Regions from separate parts of the Homo sapiens genome. Here region 2 is linked to region 1. The links are chromatin loops, found by intact Hi-C in ENCODE. Cell type or tissue: CD14-positive monocyte. All regions are shown on one strand. Each heading gives the region's core, and the rest is flanking DNA. Links, peaks and the distances in the headings are about the cores only. Region 1 overlaps LOC643339 (a long non-coding RNA gene). Region 2 overlaps LOC643339 (a long non-coding RNA gene).

Evidence for each region. Peaks named below come from ENCODE experiments on the same cell type or tissue, not always from the same donor. Only the 100,000 strongest peaks of a DNase experiment are listed, where the experiment ranks them.
Region 2: it touches region 1 in a loop (2.5-fold over the local background); 3 of 110 quality-filtered maps call a loop at or near these places.

Annotation. Positions count from the first base shown.
Region 1 is chr12:93,096,818-93,099,736 of GRCh38, forward strand. The region is part of intron 3 of LOC643339 (a long non-coding RNA gene); the gene reads right to left. LOC105369908 (a long non-coding RNA gene) reads left to right here. Exons shown (of 4, transcript NR_188219.1): 3 at 2,516-2,586. Among named protein-coding and RNA genes, the nearest start is that of LINC02412, 76 kb to the right of the region's middle. RefSeq lists an enhancer at 1,516-1,765. In CD14-positive monocyte, for the core only: CTCF peaks have their summits at 1,324 and 1,525; a DNase peak (open chromatin) is centred at 1,434; H3K4me3 peaks cover 420 bases; H3K27ac peaks cover 518 bases.
Region 2 is chr12:93,183,137-93,186,055 of GRCh38, forward strand. All of the region lies in intron 3 of LOC643339 (a long non-coding RNA gene), which reads right to left. Among named protein-coding and RNA genes, the nearest start is that of LINC02412, 10 kb to the left of the region's middle. RefSeq lists an enhancer at 1,250-1,399. In CD14-positive monocyte, for the core only: no CTCF peak of the experiment used is centred there; a DNase peak (open chromatin) is centred at 1,435; H3K4me3 peaks cover 1,474 bases; H3K27ac peaks cover 2,104 bases.

The DNA of each region.
Region 1 (2,919 bases), core at 163-2,662:
TTGATTAACTTTCAACCCCAACAAGCAAGCAAGCCAACTCCTATGACTGCTGAAGTGAGCGCTCTAAAAGAGAGAGTATTCTTGGAGGAGGGAGCCCCGTGGTGGGTAAACAAACTGAGAAACTTAGCTAACCAAACTTGCAAGAATGATCAGTCTCTTTATAATTTACGGTTACCAAGAATTGGCATGTAACCCAAAATGTCAACTTATTATCAAGGAGATACTATCATTATCCTACTGATGGAATATCTTCCCAGTAACAATGATATTGGTATTCATTAACCAGGATTCTTCCTTCCCAGAAACAAGGAATCAGATTAGCAATGAGAAGGATATTTGTTGTGTATCAACATGGAGAATTTAAAGGTCTTGAAGCATATATCCTCTAGATATGAAAAATCCAAACGAACTATCTCTCTTCCACAGTGGAGTGTATCTATTTGGTGCAAAAGTAATTGCAGTTTTTGCCATTAAAAGCAATGGCAAAAACAGCAATTACTTTTGCACCAGCCTAGTATCTAATCCCCAGACTATTAATATCTACCAAAGTGTGTCTGTCATCTATGAAAATTACTGGTAAAGTCTGTGAAAATTTTCACTGAAGGTCAGCAAAGGCACTATTATCTCATGCTGGAGAAGTTACAAGTGAATACTAGTACTAGTAACTAGTATTCATTAATACTAGTTAGCTTTGTACACTACAGTTCCATGGCAGAGACAGCTTACTGAAAATATGCCCCAGTTCAGGGTTGGCAAATACATAGCACATGTGCTGTCCCCATCCCTTCCCATACTCTTGGCAGACATCACTAATTGATCACTACACTCTTCCTTCATTGAGTCTTACAGTTCTTCCCAACACAGCTCTATATGCAGCACTACCAATCCTGGCCCTGAGCTCCAGAAGAAGAATTAGGAAGCAAGGCATGTGCAGGTTTCTCACAGGGAGGTTAAGGACTACATGGAACTAAGTGCATTATTTCAAGTTCATTTTGATAGCTTGCTGTTAGAAGGTTAATGTTGTTGCCTGCTGCTCCTTACTGTAAACCCCTAGGTCCTGACTACCGAGGGGATATCAAGGGCTCTATGTTGGCTTTGGTTTTTCTCCTCTCCAGTGTTACAATATGGAGATGCCTACGTCTTACTTACACAGAACGAATTGTTCACCATCATTTTGTCAGTGAATGTATGTTTTAGAAGTCAGTTACTATGGGTGCAGCACACCAGCATGGCACATGTATACATATGTAACTAACCTGCACATTGTGCACATGTACCCTAAAACTTAAAGTATAATAATAATAATTAAAAAAAAAAAAAATAAAATAAAAAGAAGTCAGTTACATATTTAAGCTTCCCTTGGCTCTTTGCCACTTCCACTAGAGGGCGCCACTGAAAAGGAAAGGAGGTAAAACTAAAGGGAAGCCATTTTTCTCCTTAGTGCCTTTCTGTTGCCTCTGCTCAGCCTTACCATCCAGAAGAGGAAGTCCTCAACCAGTCTGCACAGCCTCTGGTGTACCACGGACATAGCACTCTCCACACAAACAGAAACATCTCTTGCTATACTTGCCCTTCTCCTCTGATCCCAAACACCCTTCATTCATCTCAATCACTTTCCCATGGACTTGTTTTCCTTCTTTCATTAGAACCAGAGCTCCATGAGGGCAAAGCTGGTCTTTGTCTTCCCATACCATTATGGTGCCTGGCACAGAGTAGGTCTTCCATACACAGTTGTGTGTTACAAACCTCATGTGCTGAAAAATCACAAGCCTCTTATTCAAGGTGACAGAAATGGAAACCACACCACCTTATTAAGTCGTAGCAAATTTTCCACAACTTCATAAGCATGTGCTTGGACCCTGCTTTCTAATTCTTCAAACCAGGAAATAACTCCCACATGGGCACTAGTGTTCTGCTCTTCTACACAGTGGAATTAAGCTTCTTAACTCCGCATCTATAAGGTTTGATACAAAAGGAAACTCTATTGTCATTTAACCTGACGTTCTAGCAGTTTTCCTTGAAGTTCTCACAGGAGAACTTTGGGGACAATCCTCTCATCAAAATGATTTCTAGCTGCTACCCTTCTCCCACCTTGAAATTCTTAAAGTTTCTTGCCCCCTTGTTGACTTTAATTATGTTCTTCCAATAGCCTTGTAAAATTGAGCAAGTTCCCGACAGCATTTTGAAAGGCCCTGTGAGCTCCCTGGTCAGCATTTTCAATCTCTAATTATAAATCTGCCTGATGGCTTTCACTTAATACTTCTAAGGTGGGGCTGAGGGTAATTGATGGTTTTGAAGCTAGCTCTTTAATAGCAGCCGTCAATGTATCAAGGCTTAATTTCTTTCATGATCTCAGAGAAGTTGCTGCAAGTGGTGAGGAACTTATGTTATCATCCATCCTAGGAAAACAGAGAGATTTTATTAGAGTGTAGTGAAATATTTATAAGAACATTAGAGCTTGTGGGACTCAAGAACTGACTTCACCTCAAACTTTCATTTGCATACTTGCTTCCAGGGAAATCTATTATGGGATGGCCTGGATATATCACTTTAAAAATCCTGCTTTTAATGAACAAATGAGAAAAGGTGAGTAGTTTTCTCTAGAAAGAACATTTTTCTCACCCACTGTCTTCCCGGAAAGATAAAAATATGCTCAAAATATAGCATAGAAATAAAGGGACTATTTTGAAACAGAGACGAAAACATTTTAACTCAAGAAAGAAACGTCAGTGATGATGGAGGATTTCCTTAACAAGAAGAAGAGGCTTCACTGTTTGTTCACAAAGAAACTCGGTCTCTCAGTCTTTAGTTGTGACTTTCTGTTTTACCGAACTATTATTTTAATTGTGGCTTCTCTGTGTTCTCGTTGCCTTCCCGTAACATTTCCATGTTACTTTGTTGGTACTCATTGTCCTTCTG
Region 2 (2,919 bases), core at 159-2,658, 86 kb after region 1:
GTATTTTTAGTAGAGATGGGGTTTCTCCATGTTGGTCAGGTTGGTCTCGAACTCCCAACCTCAGGTAATACGCCTGCCTTGGCCTCCCAAAGTGCTGGGATTACAGGCGTGAGCCACCATGCCTGGCCGGTTTTTCTTTCTTTTTTACTTTTATTTTACGTTGAGGGGTACATGGGCAGGTTATGTAGGTAAATGGGGGTTTGTTTACATATATTTTGTCACTCAGGTACTAAGCCTAGTACCCAATAGTTATTTTTTTTCTGATCCTCTCCCTCCTCCCACCCTCCAGCTTCCAAAAGGCCCCAGTGTCTGTTCTCCTCTTTGTGTTCATGTGTTCTCATCATTTAGCTCCCACTTAGAAGTGAAAACAGGTGGTATTTGGTTTTCTGTTCCTGCATTAGTTTTCTAAGGATAACGGCCTGCAGCTCCATCCATGTTCCTGCCAAAGACATGATCTCATTCTTTTCTATGGTTGCATAGTATTCCATGGTGTATATGTACCATGTTTTCTTTATCCAATCAGTCATTGATGGGCATTTAGGTTGGTTCCACATCTTTACTGTTGTGAATAGTGCTGCAACAAACATTCGCATGCATGTGTCTTTATGGTAGAATGATTTATATTCCTTTGGGTATATCCGGGATCTACTGGTTTCAATATCCACCTCTTCTCCTCTAGGCCCAGAAAACAGGTTAATTTCTGATGGCTTTTAAGTGTCAGCCCTATAGGACCCATTCTCACTTGACACCAGGTATCTCCACTCCAGATGCCCTTCCCCCTACCAGGTTTTACTTGAAAAGCACAACATGAGTGGCTTGGGCCAAATGTGGCCATAGGTCCTTCAACAAATGTTGAGTGAGTGTGACCCTTGGAGCAGAAAGTTGACAGGGATCTGACACATGGCTCGTCCCCCAGAGGCTCTCACTGCTCTCTTAGCTGGAAGAACTTCAAACTCTCAGACAGTGGAAAATTCAGTCTGTTCCAAGCAGGAGACACAAATGTGCTCTTAAAATTCATACTGGCGTTTGGAACTGCCCAGGGTATTATAAATATAATCGTTCTGAAGTGTGAGTGTGTGTCAGGGAGAGAAAGAGATGGAGAGAGAGAGAGAGACAGACAGAGTGTGTGTGTGTGTGTGTGTGTGTGTGTTTGTGTGTGTGTGTGTGTGTGTGTGTGACGACAGAAAGGAAAGTGAGAGCAGACCCAGGGCCAGCAAGTATCCATGCCAAGAACACAAGGCCAAGCCCAGAGAAGAATGTCCACCAGATGCCCAGTGACTACATTTTGGATTTTCTACTGCTTCCTCCTCAGAGAAAAGGGGGGAAATAAATTAGAGAGAACGCAAAGGGAGAGAGAGAGTGAGCAAGATGGGTGGGGATGGAGAGAGAAAGGAACAGGAAGTGGGAGCCTTACTAAACATAGAGCAAGAGGCCCAGACTGAGAGAGAGAGGCTGTCAGAATGAGGAACTACTGAGAGATCACAGGCTTCTCCACCAGTTACAAGTGATTAATATCTACATTTATTGTGTTTTGAAGCCATCAAGTTCTATGTCCAAATGACCCCACCCCTCCCATAATGCAGCACCAAGACTAATCCACCATCCACAGGGCATTCTGTTTCCTGCCAAACAGATGGGGCTTATTGAGGTTGGTCTTACACAGCCTCTTCCAGGTCTTGGACACACGCTGGCCAGCCTCTGTGGCTGAGGAATAGAATAAAGTTAAGTGAACTGACCCTACACGTGGGCCCCTATGACCTTCATTGCTCTTGAACTAACTGAGCTGACCAGCCAGCCTGAAGCAACATGGCCCCAGGGCAGGGGCTCTTAACCTTTTATGCACCAGGCTTCCTTTGGCAGGCTGGTAAAGCCACAGACTCCCTTCTCAGAATAATGTTATTAGGCATAAAATGAAATACATAAAGCTACAAAGGAAATCAGTTACAACATCAAATATTTTAAAGATTACAAATACAGTAATATTTTTACTCTTTTATCAGTGCTTTAAATAATAGGATCTGGTGAGAGGTCAAATAACAACCATCATTTCAAAGAGTGATGAGAGAAGGAGTGTTTCCATTGTCTACAACAACTACCAGGTGATATGAAAAGATCTGTTATTTCTGTGGCAAGAGTCATAGGCGCTGCTAATACCAGTGCAGTTTCTTGCCTACATTCTTAATAGAAACAAAAAGCTAGATTTCAGTGAGAGGTTAGATAAAATAAAGATGCAATTTTTCCCCATCCAAATTTATGAACCAGAACAAAGGCAATAAAAGGAAGGGAGCTGCAACAACAGTAATCGTAGTGACAAAGCAACATCTGCTACAAGAACAACAGCAAAAAATGGCTGCCATCTCTGCTCTGTATCAGGCCCTGGGTTAAATGCTTTCTACTCATCTTTCTCTTTCATTCTGAGGGAGGCATCATTTTGCCCACTTTACAGATGAGGAAACTGAGGCTTTAGGACATTAGGGAACTTGTCTAGGACCATAGCCAATAAGTAGCTGTGGCAAGAATGGAAGTCAAGGCTGTCTGACACTGAAGGCCACATTCGCTGTGCACTGTGTCTTCAGAAAGAGATAGGGTGTGTGTGTGTGTGTGTGTGTGAGAGAGAGAGAGAGAGAGAGAGAGAGAGAGAAAGCTGTTTCCTTTTTCTCATTCATGCCAGAAGAATTGGACTGGTTTAAGCATCTATACTTTCACCCATCTTGACTATCCATTTCCATCTTTTTAATGTTTGCTCTTTTCAGTTCAAAGACCCTTATGCTTCATACATTCATAGCCAGTACATATATGTTGGGTACTGGCTATGTTTACTGACACCAAAAATTCAAAGATAAATATGTTCTCTGACTTTCAGGAAGCTTATAACTTATTGGAGAAAACAGATATGCAAACAGATAAATTATAATATGC